2 separate regions of the Homo sapiens genome follow, and region 2 is linked to region 1. A link is a loop called in an ENCODE intact Hi-C map of the cell type or tissue named here. Cell type or tissue: IMR-90. All regions are shown on one strand. Links, peaks and the distances in the headings refer to the core of each region. The heading gives the core; the rest is flanking DNA. Region 1 has its middle 20 kb from the start of TUBGCP3. Region 2 overlaps SOX1-OT (SOX1 overlapping transcript).

Evidence for each region. Hi-C counts contacts between places; a loop is a spot of excess contacts. Peaks named below come from ENCODE experiments on the same cell type or tissue, not always from the same donor. Only the 100,000 strongest peaks of a DNase experiment are listed, where the experiment ranks them.
Region 2: a loop joins it to region 1, with 25 times the contacts of the local background. A loop is called at or near these places in 3 of 110 quality-filtered maps.

The regions. Positions count from the first base shown.
Region 1 is chr13:112,600,672-112,615,869 of GRCh38, forward strand. It overlaps a transcript of TUBGCP3 not described here. Among named protein-coding and RNA genes, the nearest start is that of TUBGCP3, 20 kb to the left of the region's middle. RefSeq lists silencers at 5,704-5,753, 5,784-6,013. In IMR-90, for the core only: a CTCF peak has its summit at 5,891 (motif pointing left); a DNase peak (open chromatin) is centred at 5,820; H3K4me3 peaks cover 390 bases; H3K27ac peaks cover 204 bases; H3K27me3 peaks cover 321 bases.
Region 2 is chr13:112,051,340-112,066,537 of GRCh38, forward strand. The region is part of intron 1 of SOX1-OT (SOX1 overlapping transcript); the gene reads left to right. It overlaps LOC124900341 (small nucleolar RNA SNORD44), which reads left to right and starts at 739; the gene lies at 739-799. RefSeq lists a silencer at 2,527-2,727 and an enhancer at 4,660-5,389. In IMR-90, for the core only: a CTCF peak has its summit at 11,590 (motif pointing right); no DNase peak of the experiment used is centred there; H3K27me3 peaks cover 3,401 bases.

The sequences.
Region 1 (15,198 bases), core at 3,935-7,934:
TTGATAAGGCTTTACTATAAATATCGCTAGGATCGAAGGATGCTTTTTGCCTCTCTCTCCGGGTTGGCAAGCAGAAGCCACTACTCGCCTCTTCTCCAGAATCATTTTCGCCTATATTCTCCTGTCTTATAACTCAGGTCTATAGTTACGGTTTTTGAGGCATATTAAGTTTTTGAGTATGGTGTTTAAGGGGAACACTGTTTCTTTGATTCTAAACGTATTTTAATTTAATTTTAAAACACAATTTAGCTCACACCTGTAATCCCAGCACTTTGAGAGGCCAAGGCAGGTAGATCACTTGAGGCCAGGGGTTCAAGACCAGCCTGGCCAACATGGCGAAACCCCGTCTCTACTCAAAACACAAAAATTAGTCAAACGCAGTAGCGTTTGCCTGTAATCCCAGCTACTAAGGAGCTGAGACAGGAGAATTGCTTCAACCCAGGAGGCAGAGGTTGCTGTGAGCCAAGATCACGCCACTGCACTCTAGCCTGGGCCACAAAGCAAGATTCTGTCTAAAAAAAAAAAAAAAAAAAAAAAAATTTAAAAGAATACAAATGGCTTTTCATAATGGTGATGAAATGTCCTTGTTTGGACACAAAATTCCAGGACTAATATTTTAATCTTCTCTCATCTTGCTCGTCCTCATATGGCCCATTTAATAATGCACTTGCCATGAACTTTAACTTCAGTTTACTTATAAACTGGTTTTCTTTGTAAATTGGTTTAGTGTTCTCATTCTGTCGCCCGGGCTTGAGATGAGTGTGGATTCATTCTCTCGGTAGCGTTAACAGCGCTTCACAGTTCCCCGCGGCTCTGGCCAGGGCTGCTGTGAGGACTGGATGAGGTAACGAGAAGTGTGTGCTGAGACATCTGTGTTCGCCCAGGTGGCCTGTGACATCTGGAATGTCGGGTTCTGAGGTCAGATCACTCTCGAAGGTCAAGACCTTTGGAGTCAGGTTGAAGGTAGCAGTTGGGCATGCCCCAGTCAGGTCCGACTCATCCCCAGCCATGTGAGGTGAGCTCCGTGTCCCCCCTTTTCAGGCCTATACAACCTTCTCAAAGCCTCTTTCCGGATTCATCTTGCTCTAAAATATTGATTTTCATGACAGGATATTCCTTGTGGCCAATCAAGTCTATTAAGCTTCTGGAAGCCAGAGGGTAGGAGAACCCAGGTGCCCCAGGGCCATGGCTACAGAGAGCCCAGAAGAGTCCTGGGGTCCGCACTTCCTGCTGTGCCTCTGTAGCCCCGGGATGTCACTGCTGTTTTCATAAGTTATGATCACTGCACTATTGCTCCTTATGCCAGGCGCTTAGCAGTTATATCTCCAATCCTCACAACAACTGAACAAGGTCAGTCTTGTTCTCCCCATTTTTTAGAAGTGGAAGCTGCAGTCTGAAGTGGTGAGTAGCCTGCCCAAGTTCATGGTCGGGGGAGACCAGTGTTTGAATCTGTGCAGCGAGCCCCCCAGGCTGTTGCTTTCTGGCTGTATGGCAGTGCCTCGCATTCAGACATTTGTGATTGCTTAATATATTTTAATACACTCTCCAGTGTCTTTAGCCCTTCAGTCCTAAGGAATTAGAGGAAAGCATCAAGGGAGAAATCTGATAAGACATTTGAAAGAAAGAAGTTAATGAGTTTCCGGATGATTAGAGCGCTTATTCCCCTTCTGCTTGAACAAAGCGCTTCACCCAGATTAATAATATAAAGATGGAGAGCCTCTGTCCACCACAGAACCTGCAGCTGCAAACTCTTCCGTGAGCCACCACCGTGGTCAGAGGAGGTCTCAAAAGACCTTCTGAATAACTCTCTTTTCCCTCGGCACTGAGCATTGTACTCCATGATTGATTTGAAACACATGAATGCCCAGACGGGCCATTTATTTCTATAAATATATGTTATAAATTACCCTGGCGGCAGCAGGCTTCAGTTCACCTCTGCATAGGAGAGGAAAACATTTGTTCTTTGTCATATTTTTATATTTCATCTGCCTCACAAAACAATTGAGTGGGCTAGTGACCAACCATGCACTGCCACTGCTAAGTGTTCATTTTACCGAACGTTAGCTTGAATGTATTTTGAAAGATACAGCTGGAATTTACAGATGAGTCTGTATAATTTGAGGCAGACACTCAAAACCAAGAAACTCCCCCATCATGTGTTTTACACATTAACGGTTTTATTTTGCACAAGTTATATTTCTACACAAATGGCCCAGCTAACATTTATTTAGTGTATAATGTGACTATAAGATTACCATGTAAATATTCCCAAAGCAAGACCTGCATTATAGTCTGGTGTGCAAAGTCGGTTTTCTGTTAAAAAGCAGCTGATTTAATAAAGCACAGAAAGAGCTTGAGGCCGAAGACTGGGGTTAGGTGGCTCTACTACTGACGAGAAGAAATCATTTTACTTCCTCGCGCCTGCATTCTCAGCTAAGAAACACAAACTCTAGTATTTTATCAATTGTGGATTCTTACTGAAAGAACCAAATGGATCACAACCCATAAAGTTTGACCTTGCCTTCCGATTCTCCTCCAGGCTTCTCCATCCATGATCACAGATTTGCATACAAGAAGAACCGCAAAGTTATCTTTGCAGTTTCCCAGCCTATCTTTGTATTAAAAGTTCCAGAATTTACTCCACCTAAAACTGGGCAAGTCTTTGCTCTTTCCTAATGATTTTATTTAACTACTAAATCTCTAATATTTGGTAGATTTTGTTTTTTTAAAACTTAGAAGATATGAAGAATTCCATATAACGGTCCTAAATGTGCTAGGTGTGGTGGCTCACGCCTGTAATCCCAGTGCTTTGGGAGACTGAGGTGGGCAGATCGCAAGGTCAGGAGATCGAGACCATCCTGGCCAACACGGTGAAACCTTGTCTCTGCTAAAAATACAAAAGAAATTAGCCAGGCATGGTGGCATGCGCCTGTAGTCCCAGTTACTTGCGAGGCTGTGGCAGGAGAATTGCTTGAACCCGGAAGGCAGAGGTTGCAGTGAGCTGAGATCGCGCCATGGCACCCAGCCTGGGCAACATGAGTGAAACTCCATCTCAAAAAAAAAATCCTAAATGTTAGTAACAGTCACAAATTTATCATGCCTAGCATTTTTATCTCGGCTTATGGAATGGGGCCAAAGCTAACATACACAGAGTGAAAGGAAAGCAGAGAAGGAGGAAGGGAGAAGAGGGCAGAGGGAGGATGGAGGGAGAGAGGCTGTTCTGCTCTCTTGATTGATATCGATAATTGCTTTCTGCTTTCTTCATCCCAAATTGGTGCTCTTAACTCTCCTATTCTAGAAGCAAGAGCTAGAACAGAGACTGCAACACTGTCCACTTCCTCTGTTCAAATTTAGTCCTCCCTGGGATCCTATAGCAGTTTTCCAGTCAAAAAATGTGTTAATGGTGAACTCATAGAATCACTATTTCCAGTGAGAAAACAATCCAGTCAAATTCAAATGCTTTGCTCTCATTTGACCTACCAGTCTCTTATTAGGTTTCATTCCAGATCTTTAGAGTCTTGTATTATGGCTTTTTGTTTTCAATTCATGCATTCTTTTTATATTTCCAAGGTTTTCTTTGGGTATCTTTTAGTTTGAGAAACTATCTTCAAATATTCACCAACACACTTGTTTGTTTTGTTGTTGAGACAGGGTCTCACTCTGTCATCCAGGCTGGAGTGCAGTGGTGTCATCACGGCTCACTGCAGCATTGACCTCCCAGACTCGAGTAATCCTCCCACCTCAGCCTCCTGAGTAGCTGGGACTACAGGCATATGCCACCATACCCAGCTCATGTTTTAATTTTTTGTAGAGATGAGGTCTTGACATGTTGCCTAGACTGGTCTCGAACTCCTGGGCTCAAGCAACCCACCCACCTCAGACTCCCAAAGTGCTGTAATTACAGAAGTGAGCTACCATGCCTGGCCCAAATTTATTTTTATTTCATTGGCAAAAATAAGTTTTTTCCTGCTCCTAAGATAATAAATGTGCATTGAAAAATTTGGAAACCACAAAAAATACCCAAAGGATAAAAGTCAGGAGACAGCCCTGGTAATGGGTTAGTGCTGTCCACCCAGTCTCTCTCCACCGCGTGTGTGCATACACTTGTGATTGCACTACACATGATATTTTATAACCTCCCTTTTCACTCAATATCATATCTCATATTTTTCTATGTCATCAAAAAGGCTAACCCTTGGCTATTGAGGGCCTCCTAATACCCCATCACATGGATGTGCTGCTCTTTATGGGATTAATTTCCCTCTTCAAACATGACATCTGGCTTGTCTTTACATTTTTAAATTCTTCGCTATTACATATAAGAAAGTAAAAGCCATTCTAAAAGCAGCTTGGGGCCGGGCACGGTGGCTTATGCCTGTAATCCCAGCACTTTGGAAGGCCGAGGCGGGCAGATCACTTAAGGTCAGGAGTTTGAGACCAGCCTAGCCAACATGGTGAAACCCCGTTTCTACTAAAAATACAAAAAAATTAGCCGGGCCTGGTGGCAGGCACCTGTAATCCCAGCTACTCGGGAGGCTGAGGCAGGAGAATCACTTGAACCCGGGAGGCGGAGGCTGCAGTGAGCCAAGATCGCACCACTGCACTCCAGCCTGGGTGACAGAGCGAGACTGTCTTAAATGATAATGATAATAATAATAATAATAATAACAACAGCTTGGGACCCAAACCATTGGCTGAAGCCCATCTGTAAAGTCATGAATTTGGAGTAGACAATCACACAGGCTCTTTATCCCAACCTTTCCATGGAGCTCAGGCTGTCAGCCACCTCTTCAGAAGTCGGAATGCCTGGAGAGCCCTTAGTCCACGTGTCAGCTGCGCCTCCGTCTTCTGCCTCCACTTTGTCCTCCACCATTTGACCAGGCAGTGCTGGGAAGCAAGGAGGGGACCAGGCTGGAGCCTTAAGTCCTGGCGCAGCTGTCGACCGTCAGTGCGGCCACTGCAAAGCGATGTAAATGTCCCAGAGTGGGGCAGCTGGTCGGTAAGACGATGTCACAGACGCCTGGGAAGAGGAATGCACTGGATAAAACGCTGCGTCACTGAACTCTTATTCACAGCCCTGAGCATCCGCCTTTGATTATATTCATAGCCTTGAGGAAGAGCTAGAGATGAGGCATCTTTCCTCACGGAACAGCCGACACAGATATTACAGCCTGGCTTTGGGCTTCAGGAGACGGGCTCAGAGACATCAAGTGCTCTGCCCAAGATCACACAGCAGTGAGTGGCTGAGCAGAGGCCAGACCCCTCCCGCAGCCACTTTGTAATGGCGGCTACAATCACCGAGACGGGCTGAATTTCAAAGCCTCTATTTAAACAATGATGAGCTACAAAATGCATTCTTACTTCTTAGGTTAACACTTTACTCATAAATTAGGAGATTAAAAAGTCGATATAAAATGTATAAAAAATCTTCACCAGATGACTTCCACCGTGTCAGGAAGCTGCTATTTCTGTTACGTTTTACTGTTCTCTTCCCCAAATCCCTGGCGTGTTGCCTGGAAATTCGCGATTTTCTGTAACTCTTCTTCTAGCTCCGAGGATTTCGTTTGAAATTCCTGCCGCAGTCGGAAACATTTTGGAAGACCGCATTTGAGCATTTGATGCAGAAAAAACACACTCCCGGTTACCAGCAAGATCGCTGTGGGGAATGAGGCACTCGAGAAAATCTACATTTGGCTCTGAATTTTCTCAACTTCTTTCCTTCCTCTAGGGAAACAGAAGCGCGGAAAGGCGCCCTCTCCTTCCCTCAGTCTGAGGCTCTTGCCCGCCAGGCCCTTCCCGACTCCGCCCAGGCCACGGGCTGCCCCACCCACACCGGCCGCCTGAGGGGAAGCGGCGGCACCGCCCGCGCGGGTCCGGCCCTGAGGCGGCCTGGTGCTGCCCCCTGCCGTCCAGCGGGAATCGCAACCGATTTCAGAGACGAAATCTAAGAGTAACTGTCAGATGATTAGGAGGGTTCTCCCAGTTCTACAAATGAGTCTATTTGATCGTGGTCCACAATCTTTGCCTGACTGAAAAAGGCGGTTTTCAGAATGCGGAGGAGCTCGTTCCACCCTGCACGAGCAAGAGAACGTTGGAGGCTGCAAGGTGCCCTGCAAAGCCCTTCAGAAAGTCCTGGTGAAATCCCAGTGCCAGAGACGACTCCGAGCGAGATACTGCTTTGGACTTCCGTGTTCCAATCCTCAAAGTAGATTTCACTTGCAGGATTTTGAGAGGTTTAAAAAATACCTGGCAGGCATGTAAAAATGGCAGCAGTAAAAGAGGGTATGGAATTTTTATTTGTAGATTTCAATATATGAACTTTTTCAAGATTACATGAATAAGATCAATAGAGAGATTCACTTTAGCATACTGAGTCTGTTTTTAAATGAACCTTAATTTAGCATTATACATATGTCAGGATTGCATTATTTTATATATTAAAACTAATCCAAGATTAATGGGAAAATAGAGAATCTAAATTTATCCAATTATTTCAATAGTAGTACTTAATAAAGCTCCGGCTGTAGAGATTTATTGATTCGGCAAACAGAGATGGTCTCATCTCCACAGCACAAGAAACCCTGTGCATCACAAATGAGTTTCACGGGTTTAAAGTAAAATTTCTAGTAGCTGTTTTTTAAAAGTGTAAAATTAATTAATTAAGATTGTTTTATCTTGTATCTTACTTTGCAACCAGTAACATTGTGGCTTCAGAGCCACAAGTCCTAAATTTGAATCCAAGGCTGGCCTCTAGGCAAACACCTCTCAGATGCTAGATGGTGCCTTTGAAATAAGCACGTGTTATATAACCCAGTGTGCACAGAGGCCTCATGCCCACAAACTGTTGCTACCTGGGAATGTCAGATAGTCCTGCCTGCCACTGTCACCCCTGAACTGTATGACTTGTTTCTTCTCCTATGGCCTTGACTCTTGGTTCTTGACTCTGGTATTCACTTGGCCCTGGTGTCATCCATACTAACATGTTGTATATAAGATGCATGTGTACAGTGAGTTTTTATTTTTCTAATTACAAAATGAATAGATGTTCATTAAAAAATTACACCTTGCTGAAATCTGAACTAGACCAGATTAGCCTTGCAAGGCTCTGAAAACCAAATTGTTACTGGAATTACAGTTCACAAAAATAGGCCAGGTCCTATACACTGAACCTAAACAAAGCTACTGTCTGTTAAAAATCAGAAACTTAAATAGGATCAAGAATCTTGGCATAATATTAAAAGTGTGCAGGATACAAGCAAATATTGCTTGTCACAACAAGAAGCAGGAGAAACACAACTTGAATAAGAAAAGACAATCAGCTGACACCACAGTAAAGTAAATCAGAAGGTGGAGTTATAAGATGCTCAAAGCAGCCACAACAATGCTTCAACAAACAATTATGAACTCAGTTGAAATAAATGAACAAATAGGAAACTTAGCAAAAACGAGAAATTATTTTAAAAGGACCAAGTAGAAATTATAGAACTGAAAAGTAAAATAACAGAAATGAAAACATGCTAAATGAGCTTAATAGCAGAATGGAGACGAAAGAGGTTAGAACCAGTGAACATGAAGACTGAGCAATAACATTTACACTCTGAACAACAGAAAGAAGATGGACTAAAAAAAATGAACAGAGCCTCAGGGTCTATGGGGCAGTAAGAAAAGATCTAACATTCACAGCATTAGAGTCCCATAGGAAAGGAGAGTGTGGGGCTGAAAAGAAATTATATCTGAAAACTTTCCAGATTTGGCAAAAGACATAAATCTACAGATTCAGGAAACTGAGAGAATGCCAGTTAGGATAAACCCCCACAAATTCACACCAAGTCACATCAGAATAAAACCTTTTCAAAGACAAAGAAGCAAGCTTAGAAATCTGAAACCATGGAGTCCAGGAGGAAAGGAGCTGAAAGAAAAAGACTGTCGGCTGCAAATCCGAGACCTGGCAAAATGAGTCTTCAGGAGTAAAAGGGAAATAAAGACATTCTCAGACAAAGGAAAACTAACAGAAATGGGCTGAAAGAAACCTGCTGAACAGAAAGAAAATGTTAAAAGAAGACCAAAAATTGATTGGGCACAGTGGCTCACACCTGTAATCCCAGCACTTCGGGAGGCTGAGGCAGGTGGACACCTGAGATCAGGAGTTTGAGACCAGCCTGGCCAACATGGGAAACCCTGTCTCTACTAAAAATACAAAAATTAGCCAGGTGTGGTGGCGTGCACCTGTAGTCCCGGCTACTCGTGAGGCTGAAGCAGAAGAATCACTTGAACCTGGGAGGCAGAGCTTGCAGTGAGCCAAGATTTTGCCACTATACTCCAGCCTGGGCAACAAGAGTGAAACTCAGTCCCAAAAAAAGAAGACCAAAATTTCATCAATAAGAGAAGAGCAATAAAACTATTCCTTTTTTTTTTTTTTTTTTTTGAGATGGAGTTTCACTCTTGTTGCCCAGGCTGGAGTGCAATGGCGCGATCTCAGCTCACTGCAACCTCTGCCTCCCGGGTTCAAGCAATTCTCCTGCCTCAGCCTCCCAAGTAGCTGCTATTAACAGCATGCACCACCATGCCCGACTAATTTTGTATTTTTTAGTAGAGACAAGGTTTCTCCATGTTGATTAGGCTGGTCTCAAACTCCTGACCTCAGGTGAACTGCCTGCGTCAGCCTCCCAAAGCGCTGGGATTATAGGCATGAGCCACCGCGCCCAGCCAATAAACTATTCTTTATCTCATGAGTTTCTTAAATAATATTTTATGGTTAAAGCAAAAAAAAAAAACAAAAACAAAAACAAAACATAACCCCAGCCTGGCCAACATGGTGAAACCCCTTATCTACTAAAAGAAAAACACACAAAAATTAGCCAGGCATGGTGGCACCCACCTGTAATCCCAGCTACTTAGGAGGCTAAGGCAGGAGAATTGCTTGAACCCAGGAGGTAGAGGTTGCAGTAAGCCAAGATCGCGTTCCACTGCACTCCAGCCTGGGCAACAGAAGAGACTCTGTCAAAAAAACAAACAAACAAATAAACAAAAACACAACCCCATCTGGTGTGCTGTGCAATGTATGTAGAGTAAAAACTTGAGACAATCATATTTTAAAAGTGGGTAGGGTAGGGCCTAACACAAGCAGCATTTCAAGGCTTGACTTGAAGTGGTGAAACGTTAATACAGTAGCCTAAGATAATTTATTTATGTGCACTACAGCACCTAGAGCAAGTGCTAGAAAAGTTACACAAAGTGATATACTGAAGAACTGTTATAGATAAATTCAGATATATTTCTAAAAAAAAGTTCAAGTGATTCAAGGCAGAAAAGAGAAACAAAGGAATAAGAAACAGAAAAAACAGACACAAATAATAAAATGGCAGACTTAAGGCCTAAAATATCAATAATTACCTCAAATGTAAATGACATAAATATACCAATTAAAAAAAGATTAGCAAGCAGCACAACTCAATTACATGCTGTCTATAAAAAGCTCACTTCAAATATAATGATTTACTGTATTAGTCCATTTTCACACTGCTATAGAGATACTGCCCAAGACTGGGTACATTATAAAGAAAAGAGGTTAATTGACTCACGTTCCATATGGCTGGGGAGGCCTCAGGAAACTTACAATCCTGGCAGAAGGCAAAGCAGACACCTTCTTCACAAGGCGGCAGGAGAGAGAGAAAAAGCCCAGGGGAACTGCCATTTATACAACCATCAGATCTCGTGAGAACTCACTCACTATGGCAGGAACAGCATGGGGGAAACTGCCCCCATGACCCAATCACTTCCCACCAGGTCCCTTCCTCAACACCCGGGGATTACAATTCAAGATGAGATTTCGGTGGGGACACAAAGCCTAACCATATCAAAAGGCATAGGGATACTGAAGTAATAAAATGGAAAAAGATATATCATACAAACATTAATTTTAAAAAAACAGGAGTAGCTTCATTACTTTCAGATAAAGTAGACTTCAGAGCAAAGAAAATTACTCGGGACAAGAAGAGAAATTGCATAACAATAAAAGGATTAATCCACCAAGAAGAAGTAGTAATCCTAAATCTGTGGGCACCAAAAAACCAGTGCTTCAAAATACATAAAACAAAAACTGACAGAGCTGAAAAGAGAAATAGCCAAATCCAAAATAGTTGGGGGTTTCAACATCCAATTCATTGAAATGAATAGAACTATGAGACAGAAAATCAGCAAGGGTATCGAAGAATGAAGTCACACCGTCAACCAGCAGGGTCTAGCTGACATTTTTCGAACGCTGCATCCAACAGCAGCAGAATCTACATTATTTTCAAACATCATTCCTGTCAATCACCAGGATACAGTAATGTAGGTCACAAAACCAACCCTAATAAATGTAATAGAATTTAAATCATACAGAGTATGTTCTCTGACCATAATGGAACCAAACTAGAAATCTAAGACAATAGGAAAATCTCCAGCATGTAGAAACTAAACAACATACTGCTAAATAATTCATGGGCCAAAAGACATCACAAAAGAAAATCTGAAAATACATAAACTTATAAGACAATGAAAATGCAACATACCAAAATTTGTGGGATGCAATAAAGTGGTGCTAACAGAGACCTTGACAGCTCTAAATGTTTACATTAGAAAAGACGAAAATTAATCATGTAAGTTCCCAATTCAAGCAGCTAGGAAAAGAAGGAAATAATAATAAAAGCAGAAACTAGTACAATTGAAAACAGAAAAAATAGAGAAAATGAATGTATTACAAAGTTAGTTCTTTGAAAAAGTCAGTAAAATTGATAAACCTCTGAAAAAGACAGGAAAGATAAAGAGGACAGAAATCACCATCAGGTATAAAACAGCAAGTATCAGCCAGGTGCAGTGGCTCACATCTGAAATTCCAGCATTTTGGGAGGCCAAGGCAGGCGGATCATTTGAGTTCAGGAGTTCAAGACCAGCCTGGGTGACATGGCAAAATCCCATCTGTACAAAAAGTATAAAAATTAGCCCCTTGTGGTGGCACACACCTATAGTCCCAGCTACTTGGGAGGCTGAGGCGGGAGGATTGCTTGAACCTGGGAGGCGGAGGCTGCAGTGAGCCGAGATTGCACCACTGTACTCCAGCCTAGGCGACAGAGCAAGACTCTGTCTCAAAAATAAATAAATAAATACACAAACAAATAAAACAGCAAATATAACTGCCGATCCTGCAACCATTATGGATAAAAAGGGATTACTATGAACATACCTACAACTTACACTCACGCATGTGGCAACTTCGAGGGATTAATCAAATCGTTAATCCTTGAAGAAATGCAAATGAAAACTGAAGCGTGATGCGACTTTACACTAAAATGGCCAACACAGAAAAGATGATAATATCAGTTAGCAAAGGGTGTGGAGCAGCTGGACTCTCTCCTGCCATTGGGATTGTATAATAAAATGGTGCAGTTACTGGAAAATGTGTCACATTTCTTATACAGCAAAACATACACCAATCTTATGACCCAGCAACTCTCCTAGAGAAAGTATACGTCCACAAAAAAAACTTTACAATAATGTTAGGGCAGTTTTATTTACAATAACCCCAACAGAAAGCAATATCCATCAACAAGAGAACAGACACACAAAGTGTGGTGTGATCATACAATGGAATTCTATTCAGCAATTGAAAAAAGAAAGAACTATTGGGGCATAAAAATGTAGGATGAATCTCAGAAACATTATGTTGAACAAAAGAAGCTAGAAACACTCAGAACTTTGGGAGGCCGATGGGGGTGGATCACCTGAGGTCAGGAGTTTGAGACCAGCCTGACCAACATGGAGAACCCCATCTCTACTAAAAATACAAAATTAGCCGGGCATGGTGGTGCATGCCTGTAATCCTGTCCAGCTCCTGGGGAGGCTGAGGCAGGAGAATCACTTGAACCCAGGACGCGGAGGTTGCAGTGAGCCAAGGTTGTGCCATTGCACTCTAGCCTAGGCAACAAGAGTGAAACTCCGTCTCAAAAAAAAAAAAAAAAAAAAGGAGCCAGAAACAATCGTGTGTTATTGCCTTTATTTGAAGTTGAAATGACACAAATCTAATCAACAGTGATAGGAATCAGAACCGTGGATGCTCATGTCAGGGAGAGGTTGGGTCTGACCAAAATGAAGCATGCGGGAGTTTCTTGAGTGACGGAAAAGTTCTATATCTTTTTGTTTGTTCATTCAAGTCAGGGTCTGGCTGTATCACCCAGGCTGGAGTGCAGTGGCACCATCTTGGCTCACCGCAACCTCCATCTCCTGAGCTCAAGCAATCCTCCCACCTCAGCCTCCCAAGTAGGTGGGACTACAGGAAAGCACCACCATGCCTGGCTAATGTATTGTATTTTTTTTGTAGAGAAGGGGTTTCACCATGTTGCCCAGGCTGGTCTCAAACTCCTGAGCTCAAGTGATCCTCCCACCTCAGCCTCCCAAAGTGTTAGGATTGCAGGTATGAGCTGCCACACCTGGCCACGTATCTTGGCGGCAGTGCTGGTTAACTGGGGATAAACATGTGTCAAAACCACTGAATAGGACACTAAAGCTCCGTGCATGTCACTGTATGCAAATTTTACCTCAATAAAGCAAGTGCATGCACTTAACTCAAAAGCAAACATTTAAATGTTTTATTGGCCAGGCTCGGTGGCTCATGCCTGTAATCCCAGCACTTTGGGAGGCCAAGGTGGGGAGATCACTTGAGGTCAGAAGTTTGAGACCAGCCTGACCAACATGGTGAAACTCCATCTCTACTAAAATAGAAAAATTAGCTAGGCGTGGTGGCGCGTGCCTGTAATCCCAGCTACTTAGGAGGCTAAGGGAGGAGAATCGCTTGAACCCAGGAAGCGGAGGTTGCAGTGAGTCGAGATTGCACCACTGCACTCCAGCCTGGGTGACAGAGCAAGACTCCATCTCAAAAATAATAATAATAAAAAATAAATGTATTATTAAATAAATTCTTAAAGAGAATCCTTATATGATATATATAAATATTTCCTTTAAGATTAGGAGTAAAATGAAGATGCTTTGTTGATTGCATGGCCCTGGAAGCCCTGTTGCAAACTTTAGGTAAGTAAGAGATGAAGTATTCAAATAAATAAACACAATTATCAATATGTTTGTGGCCATTAGTCCTTTTTCAGAGTGGCCTTGCTTGGGGTTCTGTGTACGGAGGCATATGGTGGGCTCGGACCTCTGCTTCTGTGCCCGACAGTCACAGTGAAGGGTGCACATAAATTAAACAGACAAAAAGGGTCCCTCAGATTCACCTTTATCACTTAGAATCCTGCTGTCTCTTAACACGCAGTTACACGTTCCTTTCTATATATTAAAAAATGCCTCAAGATGCTTCAAAGGAGAAGGAAAGTTGTCTTCTATTTTCAGTCAGCTGAGTGGTAGCTGGCCCAAGACATGTCCTTCCTGTCCACCTCAAGTTCCTTTTAGCATCTGGTTGAGATGAAGAGAAAATGGTCCTCTGATAGTAAATCAATATCTAAGCAGGATAGAAAGAGTGTTTTATATCAAGTTTCCATAATGCCACTGTCGGGTATGCGATAATGCTTAAAAATGATGCTGCCGCCCCTGCCAACAATAGACTCAAAAGTGCAATTTTGGCAAAATAAATAAAATGATGGTTACAAAAATGATTTTCTTTTGTAGTGATCTCATAGGACACAACATTGAGAAGCAAGGGCAGATTTCTTGCAAAGCTTGTAGAATCTGTGGGAGATAGTTGAGAAGTTAAAACGTGGAAGGAACTAAAAGATGCTGGAGAGGAACAGAAACTTCCTGTGTGCCCACTGATTGCAGGCACTTTACATAAATCACCTTCAAAGCCATCCCAAGCCTGTGCTCGCGCGTGCGTGGACCCAGCACTCCCAATCCTGGCTGTGCAACTCCCCGCAGTGCTCTCTAAAAGACCACCAAGATCTCTGCAGGTTGAACTCAAGGCAGGTGTTTTTGAGAAGTCCTCAAAGGCTTTGAATCCAAGGTTTCATCTCCTGGGGTCACAGAGACCCACCTGCTGTCTCAGCCCTGGGTCTGCCCCAGCTTTGAGCTCCCGCCCCTGCTCCTTTTCTTCTTTATGGAGCTTGTTCTTGACCACCTGTGGATCTCCGTTCTTCCTCCTGATCTCTGAATCATGTTGCACTGAGGAAGAACCTAAATGCTTCTTCTCTATGTGCACCTGCTGTGTGGCGCCCCAAGATATCACATTTGGGCTCCGTAGAGGACACCTCACCCCATCCCTGGCCCCAGTGGGCCCTGTCTCCAACCTCCCCTCAATGTTTTTGTTTTTTTGTTTTTTGTTTTTTGTGAGACAGTCTCACTTTGTTGTCACCCAGGCTAAAGTGCAATGATGCAACCTGCACTCACTGCAACCTCCACATTCCAGATTCAAGTGATCCTCCTGCCTCGGCCTCCTGAGTAGCTGGGATTACAGGCATGTACCGCTATGCCTGGCTAATTTTTGTATTTTTAGTAGACAGAGGGTTACCACGCGTTCCTAGCCCTGATTCCTTCCATATCCCTTCAAAGAGCTGCTCTGCTGGCCTGTCTGAGGTCACCGTAAGCTCCTTGGTGCCCGGTCAAAAGTCTGTGTTGAATTTTCATCCTACCTGAGCTCTCCCCAGCACTGGACAATGACCACTTTGGAAACTCTCTGTTCTTGGTGTCAGGAACACCACTCTTTCCTGGTTTAATAAAACTAATTGACGAATGGTTCCTCCTGTCGACTATCCCTTAAATGGCAGGTTTCCAGCTTCCATCGGGGCACTGTTTGGCTTCTGTGTATCTTCATCCCTCCGACCTGCTGGTGACTTGGATGCTGGGTAATCATCCACCAAGTCTGTGGGCTGCTCCCAGGGGTGCTAACCCCACTCCCTTTGCCCCACCAGCCTCATAGGCTGGATGGACCTTGGCAGCCGGAGGGAGCCCTCAGGAAGGAGCCCAGGTACTTGCAGCAGTGGCCCTCAGTGGGTGTGCCCGGGGCAAGGCGGGGCAGTGCGGGCAGGCTCAGCACAGAACCTCACCACTCTCATGTGATTCATCCATTTGACTCTGAGCTCCCTGAGGGTGGAGGCCATGCTTTATTAATACCTATATCCCAGCATCGATATATTGCCATTCAATAAATGTTTGCTATGAATAAATAAATGAAGACTTATTAAATGTGATTCAAAAGGCACTTAGGGGAAAGACCTT
Region 2 (15,198 bases), core at 9,531-13,530, 540 kb before region 1:
CCAAAGACTGCTGACTAAAGGCTGGAAAGTCTGGCTTAACCTACTCGTGTGCATATCACCTATGAATTAGCATAGTCAATAAATACTAGAAATGTTACAGTTGTTTTAACTTTTCAAATGAAATTTGTTTTTATTGTGAATTAATGACTGAGAAGGCCCTTTCTTCCTATATAACATGGGTTATTTTTATTTTTATAGCATCTAATATTATTACAATATTATACACACACGTATCAGCAGACTCTTCCTCTTTTGAATGACAATTACTCAAACTCACCCCATTGACAATATCTAACTCTTCGGTGAAGTCTTTCAATAATTGCAGCTGTGCTTCTATATTCAAGGACTGGAATAAAGTGAAATATTGACCCTGGTCAGCTCCGATTCAGAGAAGATTTTGATATACCAATTGTATTCCTATTCAACAATTTGTACATTCCATTCTAATTGCATCTGGCTTACTACAGAGGTTGAGTGTTGAGAAAAAAGAATGGGGCAGGAGAACATGAGAGGGAAGCTTGTGTTCAGTTAAACATAAGTACAGAAATTCAACAAACCTGTGAAATTCATTATTTTATGGCTCATCAGTTGGTTCAGCTTAAGTCCTTGGATAAACTGCATAGAAAAATATTACCGCTTTAGTGAAATTACTGCTTCTAATAAAGAATGGGTAAGCAGAATCTCAAGTTATATAATTTTTTTTGATGAAGTCAATTCCAACAACGTGAAAGCCACTGCCCTGGGTGATGATAAGCAAATGATGCCTGAATGTGAAGGTCATACTCGGCTTTAGCTGATTTCAAACAAATAAACAAAAACAAAAAACAAAAACCCTCCACCACAAATGATGATTTCGGAAAGTTATCTCACCCCTGGAATCACCTGTGATGAGAGCATGATCCTTCTAGCTGCATCCTCTTCATCCTTCAAGCTCCCGCACCATGAGGCCCGACCCTCCCGGGGTTGCACAGCTGCACCCCACAATTCCACACTGAAATCTCGGGGTCCCTCCGCCACATCCGCACAGCACATCTGCCCTGAGCAATTGTTCCCTGCCCCTCCCTCAAAAGACCTAGGCCCAGTTCCACCTCACAGCTGAAATAAGACATCCAGTGCACTGCACGAGCCCGGGCAGGGATGCTTGCTGGAGTTGACATCTGTTCCAGTCAACCCCCACCTTCCTGAACGGCACATGCACCTCGGTAGGAGACGAAGCAAAATTCTGTGGTTAGATACTTTTACGTGGGAAAATAGTGAACTTTAGCCGGAAGGTGAAAATACATTCTTTTCTGTACATTTAGAATTAATGAATCCTATAGACCTGTGGAAACTGCTTTTAAACATCTGATTTTCCATTAAGATATAATTAAAATTAATGGCACAGAGAAGCTTTAGTTCTCTGGAGCCCCCCCCCCCCCGGCAGGAGAATATTTGTTCTGTATATTTTTAAGAGGGTTTGGGGGGCATTAAATTATGCTTTGATTGTATTCCATCAATGAGAATATAAGACACACACATTATTATAAGAAACAAATAAGCACTTATTAACTGTGTGTGCATTCATGGGACACAGAAATGGTCTCAGGCTGAGCTTATAGTGAAGCAAATTAAAATTAGTGTTTTGACTTTTGTTCATTATAAAGTAAATACTAGCCTAAAGATTCCTAATCAGTTGCCAAATACCTATCATGAAGGAATATGCATTGCCGAATGAAATCGCTGTCCTCAAGAGAAAGCTCTGAGAATTCTTTTAATCTACATAAGGACAAATTTGCCTTTCATCACATTTTGTAGTAAAATCCAAAGCTTCGTTTTGGCCTTCCAGCCACAAGTTTAAGTTCCCAAAATGAAGAGTTGGTATGATGGTTATTCAAAGAAAAGGAGAAGTGTGAGTTAAGCACGAAGTCAAATGCAATCCACGTTGTAAAAATCGGAAAACCAGTGATCTGCTGTGATGTGGGATCAGTCATGGGATGCCTCCTGTTCCCATGTGCGGTTGGTGTCGGAGTTAGACATCATCAAGAGGTGAAAATTTGGGAAGACATTTCAAGGATGACGGAAGCTCTGAGTGAGTGAACAGATATTCTTCGTGCAGAATAATCCCCCGTGGCACTGGTTTGCCGGCAGAGCAGAATGTTTGAGACCTCACCCCGCAGCCACGCGCGGGCGTAAATCGTTCTCAGCACGAGAAACACAAAGGCCGCAGGATCCCGCGAGCCGCAGGGGGTTGGGGTCATTTTTTTGATGCCGCCGCCCTTAAGAGTTCCAGTCCTTCAGGCGAAAGGGGCAGATCAGGCCTTCGGGGAGGACCCTTGCCTGGGAGAGGGAGGGCAGTGCCCCAGGGGCCGCCTCCGGTGCCTAAACAAAGAAGACGGTCTTCTGAGCGTCCGCCCTCCCCGCCTCGCCGCGCAAGGACCCCGCGCTCCTGGGCCACTTCCTCTTGCAAACCACGAGGAAAAGCCAGTTTCCACCCAGACGGCCGGCTGTGGGCAAAGGGAATAAAGCGCCGGTGCCGCCACGCTCTGCACTTGGCTCTGGGCCTGGCGGGGGTCTGGCGCGGCCGCAGACACCTGGGTGACCTGGGCCGTGGTTGCCGGCTCTGCTCGGACAGAGAGTCTTTTTATTTGTCGCCTCCGCCTTCTCACCACTGAGGCCGCAGGACAGCCTCGCTGCCCGGGGCCGAGTTCGGTGGACAAGGGGGCAGCGCCCACAGCAAGCCGGAAAGAGGGAGGCGCGGGGCCGCGCTTGGGGCCTGCCGCTGCACGCCAGCCTGGGCAAAGAGCTGCCACCTTCTGCGGGCGAAGCGGGTCGGGACGCAGGACGGCAGCGGGGCTGGAGGCAGCTACGTGGGTCCACACCCCCATGCCCTGCAAGGCTCCTTGGCCCTGCTTCTCCTCTGTCTCGGCGGGAGAGGAGCAGCCTCGGTTTTACAGAATTTCAGGGTCGCGTCTCCAGCGCCCCGGGCGAGGCCACTACGTTTAGGAGCGCTCGCCTTCGCTGCGCTGTGTACCGTGTACACACTGGCTCCGTGCGCGAGACCCCGATGTGGGTTAAAACTCCACTTCACAACCCCCATTGATACGGGTTTGACATCTGTTTGCCAGAGTGTTTTGCACTTAGCCTAACACCCGCTATTAAGTGACAAAATTGTGGCAGCCTGTCAAAGCCAGCTGACTGGCAGCTGCTCCGCTTACAAAAACCATTCAAATATTTGCAGGTTTTGAAGGTTTATGCAGTGTTGTACCCAATCTTTCAGCGACTTAACATGTAAAATATAAGTCAAAGTTTTAAATCTGGATTCCAAAATGTTTCCATTTTCCATACAAAAGGAAAAAGCTTTCAAGGAGCCTGCTGGAATGGGTCCAATTCCAACGTGTCTCCGCGTTTCCCGCCACGAAATTCCTGCACAAACCCGGTTTTTTAAAGATGTCAAGGACCAACTTCCTCTTGTTACCAGCATCTTGGAGGACTGAACTAAATTGCCTTAAACTCCAAGGGAATACAGTTTCTCAAAAGTAAATTTTTTAAAAATCCCCAAGTAAAGAAACGTACCTGCTTAATTTTGCTTTTGACACTTAGACCAACGTGCCTTTGGGGGAAAGCGAGGCTGCTAGGAAGAGTGTTCCTAGTCAACATCTGAGCTCTGGCGGCTTCCAAAACACTCACTCCTCCACTCGCACTTCTAAATAGCTTAGTCCGATTAAGAAATAATTTGCAAATGACATAGTGTTTCTCTAGATTAAGATCCATCGAGTGAAGTCATGTGGGGTTTTTGTCTCCGAGATTAGAGCCAGACAGACAAGGATCTCCTGCAAACTGCAGCTGCCGACAATGGAAAAAAAATTACCCTGCGTTTGTCCGGGGGAGATGTGTGCGTGGGTCCGCGCGCCCCGCACCGACACTGAGGGCTGGCACGCCCTTACTGTCTTTCGATTGTGCTGGACTTGTGCGTCCTTTTTTTTTTTTTTATGTTGGTAAACATATTGCCTTGGGTGTGAGGGGGTCACAAATCCTCTGGGCAAACGTGGGGTCGTCATTTTCAAAAAAGCAGTGAGTTTGCTTGTGATACATTTGCAGGGAGTCTCAAGGGTGGTGGTCTTAAGTCCGAAGTGCTGACAGCCTCACTCAACTGTGGGGAGGAGGCAGAGAGGGAGGGTGGAGACAGAGACCCAGACCCCGAGAAACAAGTGTGGCTCCAGCCCAGGAGCCTCACAGAACACATTTCCTCCTCCGCCTTCGGCTCTGCGTGGGCTAGCCCCGCGCTAGGGAGGGCAGGCAACTAGGTCCTCCGAGGTGAGGCTGGGGCTCCGCCTGCAGAGGGAGTGACAGCGCGCCGCGAGGGTCCGCGACCCAGGCAGGGGTGGCCGCACCACCCCGGAGCGCCGCACAGCCCCGCAGGCCTCCCCTCCCGCAGTGCGTGCCTGGAACGCGGGGCCGCCTGGCCGAGGGACGTTTACCTGGAGAGCTTTGTGTCCACAACACTAATCCTTAGACACTGCTTCGTTCAGCAGCTGCCGTCAGTCGTGAGGGCACTAGTGTGGGGATGGGGGCGAATTCAGGAGCCCGTCGCAGAGCAATATTTAAAAAGGGGGGGGGGAGCCGGAGCTGCTCCCAGGGGAGGCCTCGCGCGGCGGCGCCCACGGCCACGGTGTCCCCGCTGCGAGCCAACAAAGCTGAGGCGCTGTCCGCGGGAGGAGAGAGCCCAGCGCGGGGACCGGCGCGGGTGGGAGTGGGGGCGCGGCGCGGAAAACCCCAGGGAAGGACCGGGTGGACACGGGACGGGAGGGGGGTGACATCCTCCCACCCGGGGGTTAGAAAAGGTCCGGGTGGTAGTTCCAGGCGAAAATAGGCAGCCCTCTGTGATGACAGAATTGACAACTATTTTTTGGGGGGGCGGGGGTTGGACTTCCGAGTCCCTCGGGACGGAGGCGCAGGGGAGCAGGAGGGGTGCCCCGTCCCTGCAGTTGCCTCGGCCCGAATCCCGCAGGCCAGGCCGGAACGCGGGGGCGGGGGCGCGGGAGGGGGACCCGCGGCGGGAGGCGAGAGCGAGCGAATGGGGAGAGGAGCGGGGAGCAGGAGGGGACGCAGGGGAGAGGGGACTGGGGAGCGGCGAGAGGAGGACGGGAGACGCGGCTCCACCTCCCAGCTCAAAACGGCGTCCCAGCTGCTCGCAAACCAACTGCTCGATTCTATTCACTGTCGAGTAGGAACAAAAAAGTGGCTATTTATTAGAATACTTGTTTGGTATTGTTCCGCGCCACACAAAAGGCGTTTCATTATGTGGAGGGATCTCCTTTTTCCAGAGAGAAACAATAACTTGAAATTGTCTTTAAAGTCTTTTCTATCAATAATAAATTTCATTTTCTTGTCTCTCTCGCCTGCAGTGTGTGTGCGCGCGCGCGAGGCGAGGAGAGAGGCGCGTGTGCGAGTGAGTGTGCTAGCGGGGGTGCGCGTGTGAGTGTGCGCGTGTGTGTGCGTGCGCGTGGCACCGGCGCCCGCGGCTACGGGGCTGGCGCTGCCGGAGCCGGGCCGGACCGGGGTCCGAGATCTGCGTCGCGCTGGGCACGCTGGCCACCCGGTCCGGAATGAGTCGGGGCTCCGGGAGGTGCCCGTGGGCAGAGCGTTAGGGGCGCGGCCGTGCCGGACCCGCCCTGGGGACCCGCTGGAGCTGGAGGAGGAACTAACTGTAAGTGTGTCTCGAACTTGCGCGGGGGCTTCAGCCCGCCCGGGGCTGCGGAGCTGGCCGGTAAAGGCTCTCGGGAGAGGGGCGCGGTGTCTCCACGGTGACTTTCCGTGAAGGAGGATGGGGTGTCTCCGCAGCTTTGGGGCCCCAGGAAAGAACAGGTGGGTAGATGTGGTGGCCACGGCTAGCGGACTCGCCGCGGGGCACATTTGTCATTTTCTTATCTGTGCGTTCACTCCTCCCCCATCCTCGGCTTTTGGGATTGGCCGCCGCCCAACGGACCCAGACTGTTTCTCTCTGGGTCGCCATTTTTGGGGAGGGGGGAGGGAGGTCGAGTCTGTGGATTTGGGGGAGAGGTTCTTGTCCGCCACAGCTCCGCGCCCCCTCCCCGCCCCTCGCGGCTCCCCCACCCTCGCGTTCGGCAGCGCCAGGCTGCGCTCTCCCCGGTGCACACCCGGCCGCGCCGAGAACTAAATCCGCGGGCTGAAATTACGTTTTAAAAATTAACATGTTGAAGCGTGTGCCATTTAGTGAGAGGTGTTTTGGGCAAAGAATCAATTTAACTGTGACTGACCGACGGGCTTGACTGTATTAATTCTGCTACCGAAAAAAAAAAAAAAAAAAAAGCAATGAGCCGCAAGCCTTGGACTCGCAGAGCTGCCGGTGCCCGTCCGAGAGCCCCACCAGCGCGGCTCACGCCTCAGTCTCGCCGCCCCAAGGTGGGATCCGACGCCCAAAGGAGGGCGCCCCAAGGTGGGATCCGAGCGGGCCGCCCTAGGAGGAGTGAACCCCGCCCGGGCGCACAGCTCCGTGCGCCTGTCCTCCCTCCTCCAGCGAAATCACACCCGCTTTGCCTCCTCTTGCAGCACCGCGCGTGCCTAGGTTCTCGGTCTGCGCAGCTGGGAGTCTCCCCCACCAGCGCCGCGGAGCCGCCCGCTTCCGCTCCCTCTTTCCGCGGGTTTGAGCCTCCCGTGGAGAGGAAAGGTCACGAAGTTTCAAAGGTGAAATGGATTTTCGGCGGTGGCTGGTGCGGGAGTCAATGGGCAGGGCGGGGCAAGCCTGGCAGTCATCGACCCGAGCAGGGACCCGGCTGGCCGCCTCCCCTTGCAGGAAACAGGTGTTTGAACGCGATAGCGGCCGCCAGTCAACTAAGGCATTAAAAGCTCGCTTTATAACATCGATTTCCTGGAGTGCGGTGGGGCCTGCGTTCTGGAAGCTCGTTTGTGAAAGGCGGGGTTGGGGGAATTGCCCTGATGGTACCCCAGTTGGCGCAGAAGATCCCCAAAAGTCCCTGTCACCGCAGCGGCGGACAGCGGGGCTGCCCAGGCGGCTGGGAGGGCAGCTTTTCCCTCCCGCTGGGGTGGAAAGAGGAGTCCTGCTCCGTTCCCCACCCAGGACAATGGTCTTGTTACCCCGGCCTCCTCCCCTGCACCTAGGGCCTGGCATGCAGAGAGCGCCCGCAGCAGAGGGGGAAGTCTCCAACAACTGGCAGGTGTCCCCCGAGGAGCTCCGCTTGATTTGGAAGGGTGGTTAAACCGGGATCCAGGAGGAAAGCAATTCCGTTGCCACCCACATCCCCTGGGCCCTACCAGGCTTCTTCCCCTGCTAGCACATCTCCCGGATGCGACGCAGGCCAGGTGGCAGGGCTGAAGCAGGCAGGCACACAGGAGATGGCATGCGTACCTGTAAGGATGAAGAGAGAGCCTTCAGATGGCCTAGTGCTAGGATCTTGTTATCAATGTCATGGAAACGGATGGAGCCCTGTGGGGAGGCTGCCACGGAGGCAGAGAGAAAGGGGTTGGGGAAGGGAGGGGGCTGGCACCTGGGCGGCTGGACTTGCTGGTCCTAGTCTCCCTCCCCGCAAGGAAGAGGAGGCCCCGAAAACCTTGCCTTGGCTGTGCTGGGTCTGAGGGAAGAGGCTCCAAGTGGCGAGCCTTCCTGTGCCTACCTGGCTGATGGCAGAGGATACACCACCTGAGAAGGCAGGCTGTAACCAGCCTCTACTCCAGAAGCAAATCTGCCTGTGTGTTCTGAGCGTTGAGCATAATTGTAAACAGCTGAAAATAATGAAAATGCATAGAACCCCTACCCTGAAACCCACACACCCCTCCACTGCCGCCCGATGGGGTCCTTTGTCTGGGTGGGGCTCCTCCACTCCCCAGAGCCATGGGAGCCAGTCCAGAAGGAGTCAGTCCATGAAGGGACAGGTGGCCCCTGGGGAGTCAGAGTGGCGTGTTTCTGCTGGCAAGAAGAGGTGCAAATCTCCCTTTAGCTGGTTTAGCAGAAAACTCACCTATGTTTGCCCACTTCTTCTCACTGCCTCTAAGTTGAGATTTAGGGTCAAGCACCATCCAAAACAGGGCTCTTTCTCTGCCTGATCTGCCAAACCTCCCCTATCTCATTTAGGTGGCACTCTCTCCCTAAAGCTAGTGTCTGTCCTGTGGGGTATCCGACCCTTTCAGGGTCAGCGCAGGCCATTCCCGTTCCCCCGTCCGAAGGATGCTGCTCTAATACAAATGTGCTTTCCAAAGAGGCCCTGTGCCCAGGTAGTCACAGGCCTCCACCCAACCTGAGGGAAATCTGATTTCTGCTCACAGGACAGCTGGTTTCTGTCTCTTCGAGGTAAGATAAATGGCATTCAAATGGGGCCAAGAGGCCCTCTATTAGCTCAGCGTGCAGGGCACTGGCGCTGCGTTAAAGCCCCATCCCACAGCCTGAAGATTTAAACAGAACCACTTTCCCCATTTGCTGTTTTCTGAAGTAAGCAACCCATGCGACTGAAAGGGCTTGAAATTGTGTCAAAGTGATGTTTTAATCTCATTGAAAAGTGTATTAAAGGACAAGATGTAATTTATGTGAGATGCTTCGATGAAAGCAGAGATTGGAGTGGATGGTCCTTTCACTCGTGTGAACCTCGTGTCATGTTTATATTGAAGCCTGTGTAGCTAATCTAATTTGCAATAACAGGGATGGCCTGTAAGAAAAAGCATCTCTGATTTCACTTCATTTCTTTTCATATAGAAATTCCCTATGACTTGTCTCCTCTTGTGAGTGATGCCTTTTCCATCTGAGGGCTAATGAGAGAGGATGGAGGAAAGGCCTGTTGACTCATAGCTGCTGCACTGGCTTGCAGGCAGCCCCTGGTCACTGGCTCGCTGAGACTAAGCTGGTCCCTGCACTGGCCTAAAACGCTGTTTTTGATCCTGCAGAGTGAACACTACAGCAGCCCTAGAATGTCAAATCCCACCTGCTCTTCCACACTCCGGGGAGCAGGAGTGGGGGTGTAACAGGCCAGACCAGTTTGTTTCTCCCCAGAATTTCGGCTTTCCCAGTTTAGTCAGATGTCCTGCACTCTTGGACATTTATAATCGGCAGTTTTTAATGGGAGTGGTTATGAAGCTACCCCAGATTCAGAAAAGTCTGATCTCGTACCGGCTCTTTACACTATTACAGAAACAAAACACACCTAGTGCTCAGAGGAGGTGCTTTGTGTGCTCAGGATGGCATCGAACACAAGCATTCTCCGTCAATAAAAAACAACATGCGTTAGAAAATTACAACTTTTGTACAACGTAAAAAGGTGTATTCAAGCTGTTAATTACGGGGGTTTGTGTAAATGAAACTTTAGCAGTGACCCATTTAATTTTGCCGTAATTACTGACAAAATAAGACAAGGCTGAATCACAACACGGTATATTTATCTTGAAGGAGAATATTGCGCTGATGTGGTAAAACCAAAGAGTAAGAGCAAAAATTTAAAAGGGAAGCGCAGAAGTATAAAAAGTGCAAAAAATCACACCCTGAAACCATTTGGGTTAAAACCGCGGAAGACTTAGCTTAGGCGACTTCTCTAAAGAACTCAACCAAATCTGAAAGGCACAGGCATTTTCTCCTCAAAATCCGAGGCTCGAGAACCATCTCCTCTGGCAGGGTCCAGTCTCAGCTCCGCCTCTTGCCTCCTCACCCACTTGGGCATAACTTTTGCGGGTCCTAGAAATCTGGGCAGCAGAAGAGGGAGGGGAACGCTCCCAGCCGGCAGCCGCTCTGGGCGTGCACCCGCCACGCGAAGCCAGAGGTTGGACGACGCAGCCGGCCAGGCGCGGCTCCCGGGGGACCCCGAAACCGCCTGTGGCTCAGGCCCTACTTGGCAAGAAGAGACTGGGGAGTGAGAGGAGGGGTCACTCTTGCTCTCTCGCACAATAGACTTCCCGCAGGCGAGTGCGAACGGCCTTTTGCTTCCTCCTTCTTTTCCAGGACCCTTAGCGACAGGAGAGGAAGAGAAGCGGCCCGGCGGTTTAATTGCCAATTTCCTGATGCAGCCACAGGGCCCAGCAGCGGCTCAGCCTAGGCCACCGGGTCCAGGCCTCTAGGCAATAGGCCCGGCGCCCCCTCCAAGCACCGTTTCCCGCCGACCCCGCAGTCATCACTGTGAGCTCGAGAGTATGGGCAGCCTGTGGTGCCCTGAGGCGCCGGGCGCTCGGCGCATCCGCCGTGCCCACAGCGCTGAGGACCAACTAGGGCTGCCCTCGGCCAGGGGCACTGTGCCCGTTTGAGTGGCACTCGGACCTGGCGAGGGGTGGAAGCCCAGGTAGAGCTCGCGTCTTTAAGAGCCACCCGACAGAACTGCGCGCTACATCTGCGCCAGCTGGGCTGGGTGGGAACAGCGCAGAAATACTCCCGTGCCGGGGCGTACAGGGCAGGTAGGCCCAGCAGAGAGTCTTCTCGGAAAGTTTCCCACAAAAGAAGGGCCGGGCAGGCCGAGCGGCAGGAAAAGCCGGTGCTCAGCGGCGAGGCCCGAGAGGTCTGGCATCCGGCGGCCTCCCAGCTTTGCTCGGGTCTCCCGCCGCCTCTCTCCAGAGCCGCCCGTAGCTCCGTGGGGCGGAGGGCGCAATGCCCCGCTCTGGTTCCAGCCTTTTTCCTCCCCTTGTCTCCTCTTTCATTCATAAACCTGGTGGCTACAGACGCAGCTTGAATATTGACGTCTCTCCCCCAACTGCTCTGCCGTTAACCCAATTACAGAATTCATCAAGAACTGTGTTGAATTATCTCTTTCCATACAGTATCAGCATTAGCCTAATTAAAAGCTATAATGTCTGATATAATGATTAAATCGTTAGCTCTGCTGTAGGGAAGCAATATTTTGTTTTCCCTTCAATTAGAAGCTGATTGAGGTTTTCAGAGCAGGTCAGCTGTGAAATTTGAATTATATGTGTGAGTACTGCTCACAGGGTGAGCCCCTACTCCAAAGCTCCCAGAGCTTCTCCAAATGCTTTCACCCAGAGAGCTCGGAGGCACACAGCACGCGCGCGTGCGCGCGCGCGCACACACACATACACACACACAGTTGTTTGTTCTTCGATTGTGAATGTGCGGCTCTCCACACGAACCGCCCGAAAGAAAGCCTGGGTCGCTTTTGAGGAGAAGGAGTTTCTTGACCCTTCCCCGCAAACGCTACTGGAACGGCCTCCAAACTAGGACGCCTAGTCAGGCAAAGGAGAGAGCGGTGCGCCGGCACGCAGACAGCTCTGCTGCTATCCCTGATGGCCAGGGCTCTCTTTCCGTTCTCCTTCCACACACCCCCTTTCCCTGGGCTGTTATTATTTTTTTTTCCTCCTTCAAAACCAAACCAAACCACCACCAACAAAAACTTCTGTGCTACTCTGGCTTCTCTGGTTTTGTTTGGGAACAGTGGAACCAAGTTAGCCCGGGCCAGGGCGCAGATGATGGACTCAGAGCGCCCAGGGACCCTAGAGAGAGGAGCACTCCTCAAGAGCCCCCTGGCCATCACCCGAGCGCCCTGGAGCGCCATCACCCGAACGCGCGCTCCAGGCCCTCGAACAAGGCCTCTGGCTGCCAGAGCGAGTGAGGGGCGCAGAGGCGGCAGAGAGCGGAGAGCCCCGGTGTCTCCGCGAGGGCGGCGGCGGCCAGCAGACGGCGATCGAGGCGCGCGCCACGGCACGGCCAGCGCAGACACGCCGCGGGGTCTCGGGCCGGAGCCGTGCAGCCGGGCCCGCTGCCTCTTTGCCCCTCATGGCTCCGCGCGGGAGGAAACCGGGCCTTCTCCGCCCGCCCTCCTCTCGCTGCGGTGTCCCCAGCACCCCCGCCCCGCCCCCGCGCGGTCCCCACCGTCGCGCTCCCCTCCCTCCTCGCCCTCGCTCCGCGCCTCCTGTTGGCAGAGATGGCCTCGAAGGCCTCTTCCAATTTGAATGGCTCTTTCTTCTTCTCTCTCCCGCGCTTTCTTTTCCGCCTTCTCCTCCTCTCCTTCTGACTACTCTTGTCTCTTTCAAAAGCTCCGCCTGGAAACTAGCGGCTTCCTCTTCATCTGCCTCCTTTAACTGTGGCCTCGGCCCTCTGGGGCGACACCAGAGCGCGGAAGCCTGAGCCCCTCGGAGATCCGGGGAGGCACCTACACATGGCCTCAATCCTCCAACCGGCCCCAGAAGCCGTAGGAGCTGAACCCAGGAGGGCAACCGGTTGTGGTGCGGCCACATGTCCCTGGAGAGTGTCAGCAAGACGGGTCGACTTCACCAGGACCACGAAAGACAGGGCAGAGTTTCTGTCTTCTTTCACTGTCCCGTAGAACTCCTAGCTTGTCCATCGTGCTCCTTGCTTGGGACTCGGGACTGACACTGGGCCAGAAAATCCACCTCTAGATGCCTCAAAGCTCGCTTTCATGCTGGGGGGCGGGCGGGAGCGGGGAAGGGGGACAAAAGCTAAAAGTGCTAATTATTCCATACAGACAGTTTAAGCTAATGGTGTTACAGTCCAGCACTCAATTTACTTGAAAGTTGAGGTTTCTTGCATAATGGCTTAACCTATCACATACATACAGGCATATATGTGTGCGTGTAACTTCTAGGGATGGCTTGGTTCTGGATTGGCTTTGAAGATTATGACCACAGGTTACATACAACAATAGAAAGTGTCTTTATCCACATTTCTAAGTTGATCTTCGCTTTGGCATTTTGAGCAAAGAGGCACAATGAAGTTTCTGAGCTGCCAAAAAAGCAAGTTTGGTCAATCAACAGTGACAGTAACCCTGTGCCTGGGGGTCTAGACTTCCTATTACATTACTTGGGAATAGGGAAGTCAGTGTTCAAATCTCCAGGAGTCCAGCCTTTGGGAAAGTACTGGGTTTGAAGGAGGTAACTGCCAACTTGGCTGGAGGTAGAAGGGAGAAGGAGGTGCTTTTCAAACTGGTTTTGGACTGTCTTCTCTCTTCTTAAAGAGTCACTGAGGAAAGAGTTTAGAAGGAGCAAGAAATTGAGGCTTCCAGAAGCCATCGATCACCAGCAGGAGTTAATATTATGCTCGTCAATCCTCATGCCAGGAATGAAGGCACAGAGGTCTAGCATGCAGTGCCCTGTGCTGCCTAATTGGCACTGCCTGCTGCTGCCAATCATTTATCGCTTGGCAACAAGTTACACCTGCAGCTTTGGTTTAATACTTATGCAGGTGGCCACACATAGTGCGTGCAGCCGCTTGGGCCTAGGGAACATCTCGTCACTGAAGAGGGCTTATGGAGAGCACCCTGAACGTTGAGCACTAGTGTGAGCTCACAGGATGCTAAACCATTTTCCTCTTATTTAGATGCTCTGAAAAACAAGGGTAACGTCGTATTTGGAAACAATTTTCGGGACTATGGTAGAAAAAAAGTAGACCATTTCAAAGTCAGCTATCCAAGTTCCCCAAAGCATAAAGCATTCCTGCAAAGCACACTGGAGTGCAGGGTGTTTATAAAATAAATTGCTCCATTGATATGGAAAATAATGTGCCAAGCCTGATTCATACAAAGCATTTTCAGGGAGTCTTAAGCTATTTAGTTTAAACTCTAAATTGAAAAGCAGAGGAAAGAAATCTTTCAACTGCTAAGTGGATAATATAGTTTATAATTTGTAAACCATTTCCTTTATTTCAGTCTTGCTGACTTTCCATAACACACTGGATCTCACTGCACACCCATTGCCTCCTAAATTATCAAAGAAAAAAATGGGGCTATAGCATTCCCAAACAATATTATTGCTCCTTTTTTGTTCATTCACAATGTAACTGATATTTGTAGGTAGTGCATGTAACAAATCAAAAGATTTAACAAACTCGACTGGTGAAATAAGAAGGTAGTTGGAAGCCCAGTTTATAACCTAGATATTTAGTGAAAAAATAAATATAAAATGATGTTCCCTTTCTAATATAATTATATATTACTTGATGGATTTACTAGTAAATGCTGAATGGCCTGGAATGAAAGCAGTTTAATCTGCAGAGAGATCAATTTGCTGTTGCACTTCACACTGTAGCAACCCTGCAATAATAAAACAAACCCTACAGTAATAATCATAGCAATTGAGAGGAAATAAAGCATTATTCTTTTACCTTGGACAAGCAACAGGGTCAAGAAATTCACAACCTCAGAAGTTTTTTTAAGAGGAAAAAAAAGGTGTCACGTGTTCGCTGCCCAACAGACTCAAACATCCTATTACTCCTATTACCGTTATCATCATCTTTACTGAATATTCCTACTACAAGACAGGCAGACATGTGACATGCGGTGAAGGTTCTACTTTACCCACCACCAATCTCCACAAGCACTCTCATCTCAGGGTGCCTCGGGGAGGGCAGAGGAGGAATACTTGGGCTCAAAAGTCGTCTTTGGACCACTTTCAGATCAGTCTGGTGGAAACGGTAGTGTGAGCGCTATGCTACTTGAGACTGCGTTTGAAAATCTCTTTCACGTTCCCAAATCAAAGCCACTTTGAGGTTTAAGAATGATAACCACAGGTGAATGCCTTACTCTTTCCACGAGCCAGGCCTTTCCTTTGCATGACGCAGACCGGCGGCTGAGACCCGTCCTGAGGCCCCGCCTTTCATTCGGTTTATGTGGCCCCGCGCAGTTCACGCAGTTTTCTCCGTTCTTAGGCAACCAGCTCGTGGGAAATTCACTCCAGAAAAGCGTGCGCCATATCATTATTTTGCGATTCAACAAACTTTTTCAACTGTTGTTCAGGAACTAGATTCCAGATAGATCTTGTTGTGTTCGGCCTTCCTAGAAATTCCTTTTCCAGAGGAAGAAGATCCGGGTTGGGAAGAGTGCGTGACTATGGCCCCGGGCTCATTGAAAGACTCCTCCCCACAAAAGTTTAGGGCTGATACTAAACGAAGCTATGGAGCCATGCCCACACAAATACTCCCCCTTTACCCGAATTGTGGGGCCTGGACTGTGAAGGCCTTCGCTGCAAGAGCGGGCACTGGCGAACTTCAGTGCACGCCGCGGCCGAGAACGGATGCAGGGCGGGGGATGGCTGAGCCGCCTGATCCTTGCAGAGAACCTGCAGGGGCCCTCGGAGGGTATCCCCTGCGTCCAAGGGAGCGCCCCTCCTTTTCAGCACTCGGGGGAACTGAGGGCGACGTGCCAGCCCCGCACTCAACTTTCCCCTTCCCTGCAGGCACAGAGTTGGCCGGCGGGGGCAGAGGAGGAGCTGGGTCTCCACTGCGCCCGTTTAAACCTGGCCAGGGGC